2 separate regions of the Homo sapiens genome follow, and region 2 is linked to region 1. Evidence: chromatin loops called from intact Hi-C (ENCODE). Cell type or tissue: OCI-LY7. All regions are shown on one strand. Each heading gives the region's core, and the rest is flanking DNA. Links, peaks and the distances in the headings are about the cores only.

The links. Peaks named below come from ENCODE experiments on the same cell type or tissue, not always from the same donor. Only the 100,000 strongest peaks of a DNase experiment are listed, where the experiment ranks them.
Region 2: a loop joins it to region 1, with 5 times the contacts of the local background. A loop is called at or near these places in 2 of 110 quality-filtered maps.

Annotation. Positions count from the first base shown.
Region 1 is chrY:20,573,647-20,579,026 of GRCh38, reverse strand. It overlaps EIF1AY (eukaryotic translation initiation factor 1A Y-linked), which reads right to left and starts at 3,251. Exons shown (of 7, transcript NM_004681.4): 1 at 3,140-3,251. The coding sequence starts at 3,155. TTTY10 (testis expressed transcript, Y-linked 10) reads left to right here and starts at 3,512. Exons shown (of 10, transcript NR_197944.1): 1 at 3,512-3,921. In OCI-LY7, for the core only: CTCF peaks have their summits at 2,198 and 2,398; a DNase peak (open chromatin) is centred at 3,346; H3K4me3 peaks cover 3,699 bases; H3K27ac peaks cover 2,879 bases.
Region 2 is chrY:20,796,013-20,801,392 of GRCh38, reverse strand. No RefSeq gene overlaps it. Among named protein-coding and RNA genes, the nearest start is that of RPS4Y2, 43 kb to the right of the region's middle. In OCI-LY7, for the core only: no CTCF peak of the experiment used is centred there; a DNase peak (open chromatin) is centred at 2,792; H3K4me3 peaks cover 928 bases.

The sequences.
Region 1 (5,380 bases), core at 131-5,130:
AGATAAATGAATAGAAATATAATTTCTAGTTTAAAGTTTACATACACACTTCCTTAGACTTTTGATAACTGTTTCAACTGCCATCATGTTTCACTCTATTTTTAAGTTTTTGCTTATTACTAAACACATCCAGAGTATTTCCTTGTGATATTTTCTATTGAATTATCAAGGGACTGGGGTACTTCTCCATAACATTGTATCCCCATTAGAGAACGTAAACCAAAGTAGCGGCCGTTTCCAAAAGGAGGGAGAAAGGCTACAAATTACAGTAATATTAAGGGATCGATTGAAGAATTTGAATAAAAATGTTAACACTGCAAATAGAATAAAACATATACCTGGCCACCATAAAGCCAGACATCTAACTTCTTGAATTCACCCACTACCTCTGGGGCAGTCTCACATTGTTCTGTGCCACTATAGAAGACAATTGGGCTTCCAGAACTCTGTGATTTATCCAGATTCTGATGCATTTTAGGGCATGCCAAAACTAAATTTCTACAAAGGAAAACACATTCTATATTTCGAGCAATTAATCGTGCCTGAACTTAGCTGCGTCAGGACAAAGATCATACCTGCTTTCCTTACTGGGTTTTACAAAAGTTTGGCAGCTTTTCAAATGACTAAATGATGATTAGCTCATAAATTTCCAAAAGAATGACAACTTTAGCAATCTCAAAGGTGGGGAGCACCTTACTCTAGCTCTTCACAAGTATAGGCCAAAGGATGCCCTTTTCCTGATGTGAGGATGGGTTTCTAAGATTTTTGTAGAATACCAGCTTAATGCATGCAAAGAAAAAGTAATTCCACATATGGCCCATGCTCATTTACATGTTTATTTGGATAAACCTCACCACGACAATACTGACAGGCATCTGGATTTTCAAACGAAAAAAACAACAACAAAAAAGACACAGAAAACCAAATGAGCAAGTTTTATTTCTACATTAGTAAGTCTCATCTCATAATATTTAGGGGTCTTCAAAAGTATCCCTCAAGTAAGTAGCCCAGAAGATAACACTAATTTTACACAACAATAAAAACATTCAATTCAGGATGGGTATTATCTTAAGAAAAATAAATTTGGGAAGGGTAACAGAGGACTTTAATGAATCTAGGTTATAATTCCTAGAGGTATGGATTTCTAGGAGTTCACTGTATTACTATACTTCTTTTTTTTTTTTTTTTTTTTTTTTGAGACGTAGTCTTGCTCAGTCGCCTAGGCTGGACGTAGTCTTGCTCAGTCGCCTAGGCTGGAGTGCAGTGGCGCGGTCTGGGCTCACTGCAAGCTCCGCCTCCCGGGTTCACGCCATTCTCCTGCCTCAGCCTCCCCACGGCCGGCTAATTTTTTTTGTATTTTTAGTAGAGAGGGGGTTTCACCATGTTAGCCTGGATGGTCACGATCTCCTGACCCCGTGATCCACCCGCCTTGGCCTCCAAGGTGCTGGGATTACACGCGTGAGCCACCGCGCCCGGCCACTATACTTCTTTTGTGTGCCTTCTGAGGCACATATGATAAAAAAAAAATTGTTTTCAATTTACCAGGATTAACCAAACCCTGATCATTCCCCTTCTATTGTGATACCATGTAACAGAATCCACTTTAAATTATATTTTAGAGGAATGAGGCTAGGCATGATCATACAAAAATTAAAGTCGTTTAATATTTTATCTCGTTTCCTTTCTAAGATCAAAAAATCCACACTTCCTCTTTAAACAAATCCGACGTGTTTTGGAGATACTCTCTTTATTGAGAACATTTTTAGGCATCACTCAGTTTAAAAGTTCTACCCTACAAGAATAAAGGAAGCCTTACTATTTAAGGATAGAGTCAGGTACAGGGATAATAACATCAGCAAAGATTTAATGGACATTTTGCAAAGGGAGATACTCTGATCTTTAGAGCTGATGGCTTAGAGAACTGGGAATCTCATCACTAGAAATAAAGGTGAGAACAAGATACCTACTGAAGTTGTTCAGTACCATCTGAGAAAATGTTAGTGAAAAAGCATAAGCCTTTGCTAACTCTTTCTAATTAGACTTCTCCCAGAATACACTTTATCCTCCAATAATTTTGCAGTAAAAAATAAAATAAAATAAAATAAAACCTTATTATACACACAACCCGTTAGTGGGTTTTCGGGAGAGCAAAGAGTAATGCCCAGGAAAGACTGCACTGTACTGTCACCAAGTACCTCAAGAGCTGTGTGTCGTGACAGCTAAAAAGAGAAAATGAAACAGATTCCATGCTGCCAACAGGCAAGTAAAAAGAAGACAAATTGGTCTGGGTCCCAGGAAGGAATAATCTAAACAGAGTTTTTGTGGACTATAAAACATGGTCCCCTCCTGTGGAAAATAATATTTTGTTTCCACCTACAGTTTTCTTCAAGCAATTACAAGGGCACTAAAAGTGAGAGATTACCTCAGGTGTATAAAAACGAGAATTTCTTTCAGAAATGACTGAGAAAGGGTTCTACCGAGGTTAGACCTCCTACTTTAGAAGCTGTGAGTAAACTTATTTTCAAGTCTAAGTTTCGTGTGAAAGTTTAGCCTCAGAATGAAGGGAACGTTGATATCTTTACTCCCACAATATTTATCGGATACGGAAGTTGAAAACCTGCCTAAATAGGTAACAAATCTTCTGCAAAAGAATGTTACACTCTATAAAGGGATGGGGTAGAGTAAAACGCCAGAAATGAACCTAAACATGCTTCAAGGCTTCCCCACTGTTTAACAAGGAAAAGGGAGTATCCTTAGCAATACTTTTAACTGTCCAGATAGGTAAGTCTTCAAAGTTAAGAACCGCTTCCAGGAAAGTAGCAGGGAAGTGTTTGCATGTGCCTATTCTGGAAAGCCAGGCCGTCCGGTTAAGGTCCCTCAACCGTCCCTACCTATACGTTTTCCGTCTGGCGTGAAATCAGCAGCAAAAGCCCGCTATCTTCCGAAGGAGGCCCCACAAAAATGGCGTCTGTCCCACCCCAATGTGACCAAATAGGGCATTCCCAGCTCCTTTCCCGAACACAGTGCTGGGGTCGCAGTGGCCAGTACCGCCGTTAGAACAGTCACTGCGGCCTGGAACAGGCGTCGGGGTTACTGGCAGAGCAAGCCGAGGTATAGTCCCAGAGGCTTACAGCAGTACCTTTATTCTTGGGCATGGCGGTGATGACAGCCTCGTGAGACCTCTTCCGACTCCTTTCTGGCGGTTACTACTCTAAGAGCCGACTGAACTAAGATGCAGCAGGTGGGTGCGCAGAAGAGGCTGGCTACAGAGCTCTCTAATAAACTGCTGACGCGCACTCTCTGGCGTCACCAAAAGGCGACGCAGCTGATTACGATGCTTTTCCCCGCCTCTCTTCGGCTGAGGCACGGCCAAATGACTGACACCTAGTAGACTCCATCAGGATACCGGAGAGTTTGCTGCAGGATGAATAAACAGGAAGCGGGGCGGGACTCAGCATGGAGAAGGTGGAGTCAAGGATGAAATGGGCGGGGCCCTGGAGTATTCTCCTTTGCTAAAAAACGGTCTTCCAGTTTCAGAAGTTCGTGGGTCATTTAACTGTAAACGCCTAAATTTTAAGAGAGCCCTTACTCTTATACAGTGAATTTGGAGGACTGGCTTAGGACAAGGCCCTCTATGTTCAGAATGTTTATCACTTTTCTCTCTTTTTTTTTTTTTTTTTTGACAACGAAGTTTCGCTCTTGTTGCCCATGCTGGAGTGCAGGGGCGCGATCTGCCCGTCTAATTTTTGTATTTTTAGTAGAGATGGGGTTTCACCATGTTGGCCAGGCTCTCAAACCCCTGACCTAGTGATCCTCCCGCCTCTGCCGCCCAAATTCCTGGGATTGCAGTAGTGAGCCACCGCGCCCGGCCTATTTTTTTCAGTCTTATCTTCTCTACCTCACCACCTCACAGTAAAGCATGTAAGTACAGAGGCCGCATCTGTTGCTTACAATTGCTAGCACCCAGCGGAATACTGACAAAAAGTAGACAGTAAATATATACAGGAAATGGAAAGTAAATATACATAGGAAGGAGTGAGACTAAGCATCTGAATCTTATAATAAATCATGGCTTAACCGAATGTCTCAAATGGACTGGCTGTGGAGGTCAAATTATTTCAAGACAAATTCCATTTGATTATGGTATACAATCATTTAATTTACTGGATTTGTTGTGTGTGTACTATTATGTTTAGAATCTTAGCATCTGTGTTAAGATATATTGGCTTGTATCGTGTGATGACTTTGACTTTAGGATCAATATAATCCCGGCTTCACAGAATGAACTGTGTAGTGTCCCTTTTTCTTCTGTGTTTTTGGACACATTCGAGGATTGATGTAAATTTTTTAAATGGTCCTAGGCCTTAGTTTGGATTATGAATTCGTGCTGTATTTATTCCCAAGTCAGTTCTGGTAGTTTGTATGTACCAGAAATTTGTTCATTTATTCTAAATTATAAAACTTGTTGGGCGTATAATTGGCCATCATATACAAAGTATAGTATCTTCCTAATCCTTTTTTTTCCCTTTCTGCAAGGTAAATAGTATGTATGTATCAGGACTTTGTTCATTTATTCTAAATTATCTTACTTGTTGGGCATATAATTGGCCATCATATACATAGTGTAGTATCCTCCTAATCCTTTTTTTTTCTTTCTTTTTTTCTGCAAGGTAAGTGGTAGTACCCTGATCATCACTACTGGTTTTAAGGAATTTAAGTCTTCATGGTTTTGTTTTTAAAAGCCTAGTGATGAAGCCATAACATTAAAAATAAAATTTTCTCTGAACCCAGAAGTCCTCTCCACAAAGACAGTAGAGAATGAAATCAGTTTTACTGTTAAAAATATGAAATATGAATTTAATGTACATTGTAGAAAATCAACCAAGAGATTACAAAGTCAAAAACAAATCTCGCCTTTTATATAGCTAAGCATCAAGGTAGTCTTCAAGATAGACAAATTTTCTTAAAAGAAATTACTGGTTGATCAGTAGTCTTTAATAAAGAAAATTTAACGGCACCATTTGTCACATACCCTTAGTTTACAATGGTAACAGGGGACCACATGTTATATAGCTAATTGTCTTTAATCAGAAGAGAAACTGACTTCTCATATTTTTAATCTCAAGAGGTTGTTTTGCAGTTCAGAGAAAAGCACCTACTGAGGTTAAGTTCTTACCTTTTACTGAAACTGGAAACAGAGGGGCACCTTCTCTCTTTATGTTTACGTTTCAAAGAGATAGTTCCTAGGTCCATTAGATAAATACTGCTGTGTTGTTGATATGCTTTGGCTTTGTGTCTCCATCCAAATCTCATCTGGAATTATAATCCCCATGTGTTAAGGGAGGGACCTGATGCAAAGCTATTGGATTATGATGTCAGT
Region 2 (5,380 bases), core at 240-5,239, 220 kb before region 1:
TCAGAGAAGGTGGAGTAGAGAGCTAGGGTTTCCAACTCTTACATGTGGTAAGAAGACACTCCTCCCCTCCTAGCCAGAGAGATGCACGTAAGGCCTTGGGTGAAGCTGAAACCTGCATATTCATTTATCAATAACAGGAAACCCTGCTTTGTGTGTCAAAGGAACTGAAGAAGGGAATTTGGAATTCTGCCCCTACTTGACATGCACACCCCTTTCCTCTGTTAGGGTGGTATCACACAAAGCCAGCTACAAATGAGGGTTGTAATAAGGTCTGGAGTCTCCTAATAGTCCCTCAAATATTCAAGTTTCAAATAAAGATTACTCATAAAAATCAAGAAATAGGAACGTCTCCACCTCAATGAAACAACATGATAAATGTCAACACAGAAATGTCAATACTATCAGGATTATCTGAGAAATATTTTTAAATTGTCATAAAAATAATTAAATGAAGAATTATGAACATGCTCAAAACTAATGAAAAAGTATAAAGCATAAAAATTAAAGGTTTCAGTAAACAAAGGGAAATTTTAGGACTAAAAACTGTAACAAAAATCATGTAACTCAGTCTGAGGTGATCTTAAATGTATGTAGAGAAAATATATAAGGCAAGTATAAAAAGCTAATAATACAGTGAATAATGGGAGGTATACAGGTTTATATATTTCACTGAAGCTGGTAAAAAGATGTCAGTATACTATGACAAATTATGTTTACAGAATTTCACACCTCAAAAAACAATTTAAAAAGACACATCTTTATACCTCTTTAGGTATACTCAAAAAGATGATAAATACATCAGAATGAATGTCTCAAATCTCTTCAAATAAACTACATAAAGGACAAAAAAAAAAAAAAAAAAAACTCAAGAGAAAAGAAAACAAAATAAAACCAGCAAACAGAAAATGAAGAGCTAATGAACATATCAAAAATTAACATTAAATGTAGGCTGGGTGCGATGGTTCGCTCATGCCTGTAATCCCAGCACTCTGGGAGGCTGAGGTGAGAGGATCACGAGGTCAGGAGATCGAGACCATCCTGGCTAACACGGTGAAACTCTGTCTCTACTAAAAATACAAAAAAAAAAAAAATGCACCACCAGGCGTGGTGGCATGCACCTGTAGTCCCAGCTACTCAGGAGGCTGAGGGAAGAAAATCATTTTAACTCAGAAGGTGGAGTTTGCAGTGAGCCAAGATCATGCCACTGCACTCCAGCCTGGGCGACAGAGCGAGACTCCGTCTCAAAAAAAAAAAAAAAAAAAAAAAAAAACAACAACAACAACAACAAAAAAAACAAACAAAAAAAAGTAAACTATTCTAAATAGTGTAAATACAACAAAAATATGGAGATTAGCAGTGTGAATTTTAAAACATGCCCCACACGTATACTATCTATAAGAAACTCACTTTCACATAAAAGTAGAGACAGGATGAAAAGTTCAAAAGTAAAAAAGAAAAATGTATCATGCAGACATTAGAAGAAAGCAGGAGTGGATAGACATATTCACCAGATAAAGTAGACTAGAGAAAAGAAAATTTTCAATGATGTAAAAGATATTATATAATGATAAATGAAACTAGTAACCGAGAAGAAACCACAATCTGTACTGTCCATGCAGCAAGAAACAGAACTGAAAATATGTGAAGTAAAACCTAAAAATATAAAAGAAAAAGACAAATCTACAATTACAGTTGGAAAGGACAACATCCTTTCTCAATTTACAGAACAACTTGAAAGAAAACCAACAAAGAAGAGGACTCAGCAACACCATCAACCAAAAGAATTGAATCAACATTAATGGAACGTTCCACCCAATGCCAAATACACATTGCTTTCAGGGTTCCTGTGCCATAAAAGAAAACTCAACAGACATAAAAGACTTACAATAATCCAGTGTGTTTCCCAACCACAATACAACTAAAGTAGAAATCAGTAAGACAAAGAAAAAAACAGGAGAATCTCCATACACTGGGAAGATAATCCTTGGGTCAAACAAGAATCCTTTAATAACGAGAGGATTTAAAAAAAATTGTCAAGGAAAATAAAACAATACACTGAGCTGGATAAACATGAAAATACAATACTTCAGATCAGATGAAGGTAAAAGCAGTGCTGACAGGTAAATTTATGGCATTAAATCAAAACATGAGAAAACAAAATGTATTTCAAAAATGTACACTTCTATTTTAAGAAGTTATATATAGAAGACCAAAATTAACTCATTTTCTTTGTCTGGGCTCAGTCTTTAGGACACATGTCTGCTGGGCCGGTGTACACCTTAAGCACTTTTCTGCACTCTGTCCGGTCTCTCTGATTCTTTAAATCCCACTTCATCTGGTACCAAAACCTGGGAACTGGAGACAGCAGATTTCTGTATCCTTTGCCTGTGGGACTGAGGCCCCAGAAGAGGGGAGACCTGAACCCCTCGGCACCACGGGAGGACTTCAGCCCATAAGGGAATTGGTCCTCCTCTGTCCTGGTGCCCTTCCTGACAGCGCAACAGAACCGGCAAAGGAGATTGCTGGACAGTGTCAGGAGCTCTGTGCAGACATATGAACTGCAGTAAGGGTCTGAGCCTTAAGGCAGGACCCGTCCCCAGGGAGCGTGATCACCTCCCAGGGTGAGACAACTAGTCCGACCCAGAGGGACTGGGGACAACAAGAGAGGCCCCTTGATTCAGATGAAACTCATGCTCCAACCGACATCGAATGCGAGAGAGGCTTATAGGTCGGTCGGAAAAAGGAAATGAAAGTGGCAAGAGGGGCTCGCAGCTTTAACTAAAGAAAGAGAGAGAACAGAGGAGATTCAAGGAAACTGAAAGTGGCGGGGGCTCGCTGCTTTAACTAAAGGCCAGTACGGGAAATGGGGAGGTGTGTGAAAGTATGTGAAAGAGACGGTCTGAGCAGAGGCCAACTCGGGATGTGACGTGGGGAGACACAGATCTCTTAGCACAGACTGTGTGTTCCAAAGCGAGTGTGGGACGAGCCAGATCTAGGGCATTGCATACAGCCAATAGGAGCTGCTTCACGGCTGCAGCTGGCTGTGACAGGATTAAGGTATTCTCCTGGCTAAGCAACCCCCAGACTTCCCGTAATAGGACCCCGTCTGGTCAGTCCAGGAGTGAAAGTGACAGCAAATGCGCCTCTCAAGGCTGGAGATGGAAGGAAATGCTTCGAAGGCTACTGCATTGGAGTATATGTTGAAAAATTTCAAGAAAGGTTTTAATGGAGATTAATGAAGTTAAATTGACTCTCAGAGATTGAGAACTCTCTGTGAAATGGATTGGCCTTTTTTTAATGTCAGGTGGCCGACTGAAGGAACAATAGATAGGGAGATAATTGGCCGTGTGTTTAGGGTAGTAACTGGAACCGGAGAACAATCTGGGCACCCCGATCAGTTCCCATACGTTGACTCCTGGCTGAGGGTCATTGAAAATCGCCCCAAGTATCTGCAAGTCTGTTTTGAAAACTACTGTAATACCTTGGTAACCTGTGCCAAATTACACACAGTAAAAGTGTCCAAAGAGACTGTAGAAAAAAAGAAAAAGCCACGAGGAGAACAGAAAAAGCCTGTTTTGCAAGCCCGACCTGAGGAGAGGAAAATTCCACCTCTCTATGTCCCAATATATCCATCTCTGGCAAGGCTAAGGCAGGATGCCAAACAAGTGGTCCTAGAGGAATAAAGCTCAGAGGAGAGTGATTTAAGGTTTCACCTGGCAGGGAAGAGTTAGAGCCCCTGTCTGTAAAGACTAAGGAAGAACCTCAGGATAATGAGATCAGGCTGCATCCAAGCTTTGCAGATGCCTCTCGGGGAGACACAAGGTTATATTTATCATGATGAACAAGGTCAAATCCGAGGAGGGCAGGGTCTTTTTGTTTACTAGCCTTTCTCCACCACTGACCTAAACTGGAAACAGAATACACCCTCCTATACGGAGAAGCCCCAGGCCCTTACAGACTTGATGTGGTCCATCTTTCTGACTCATAACCCTACCTGGCCTGATTGTCAACAACTTCTTTTAGCATTATTCAATATGGAGGAATGTCGTAGAGTGGCACAAGTGGCCCTCCAGTTGTTAGAAAGCAATGAACCAGAAGGCACAAACAATGTCAAGCAGTATGCACCGGAGACAAAACCAGGCAGAAGGGTTACAAAACCTGCAATGGTATTGAAAGGCACTCCTTAACGGAATAAAGGCAGGAGGAAAAAAGACAATGAATATGGGAAAGGTCTCAGAGGTTCACCAGAAGGCTGATGACAGTCATAGTAAATTTTATGAAAGGCTCTGTGAAGCATACTGCCTTCACACTCCATTTGACCTAGAGGCTGTAGGGAACCAGTGCATGATTAACAGGGCATTTGTGGGCCAGGCACAAGGTGGTATCAGATGAAAGCTTCAGAAGTTGGAAGGGTTTGAAGGTATGAATATCACCCAGCTTATTCAAGTGGCTACCATGGTGTTTGTTAATTGAGAGGAGGAAACCAAGGAACAGGCAATGCCAAAGCTAAGAAAAAGGCTGATTTGTTGGCTGCTGCCATGGTAGAAAGAGAGACTGGATTTGTGAAAGGATGTGGATGTAGAAATGGTTGTGGACATGGTTGTGGAAGAGGACAAGCTAGGCCAGGGCAAGAGGGCTGGCTAGGCTTGAGAGGGATCAGTGTGTGAGATGCAAACAGAAAAGGGAATTAGAAGGATGAATGTACAGAAACAGAAAAGGATGGAGGCAACAGCCAAGGACCTGAGACATGGCAAAGGCCAGCAGCTGCTAGCCATTGCATTTTGAAGCAAGAAGCTGACTTGGTCGGCTTGGCAGGAATTGAAGAATATGAGGACTGAGACAGACCAAGCTCGATCTCTCTGGGCCTCCGGGAGCCCTTGGTCTCTATGGAGGTAGGGGACCAACAGATGGACTTTATGGTAGATACTGGTGCTGAGCACTCAGTGATGACATGGCCAGTGGGGCCACTATCTAAAAACTATGCTACTATAGTTGGGGCAACCAGAGTGTCAGAAAAAAGGCCTTTCTTTCAGTCCAGAAGGTGTGTTATTGGAGGTCAGGAGGTCTGGCATGAATTTCTATATCTGCCAAACTGTCCGGTGCCTCTGTTAGGGAGGGACATACTTCAGAAACTCCAAGCTCAAAGTTCTTTCAGGTCATAAGGAAACATGACTCTAGATCTGAGTCGTCTGAAAGCCATGGCATTAACCCTTACCTTGCCAAAAACTGAGGAATGCAGGCTATACATGAAAGCAGCATATCAACTGTCCAAGTTTATGGGCAGACTAATGGACAGGCTTGTTCTGAAGATACCTGAAGTGTGGCAGAAGACAATCCACCAGCACTAGCTATACCCCAAGCATCAGTGGTAGTAGAGCTG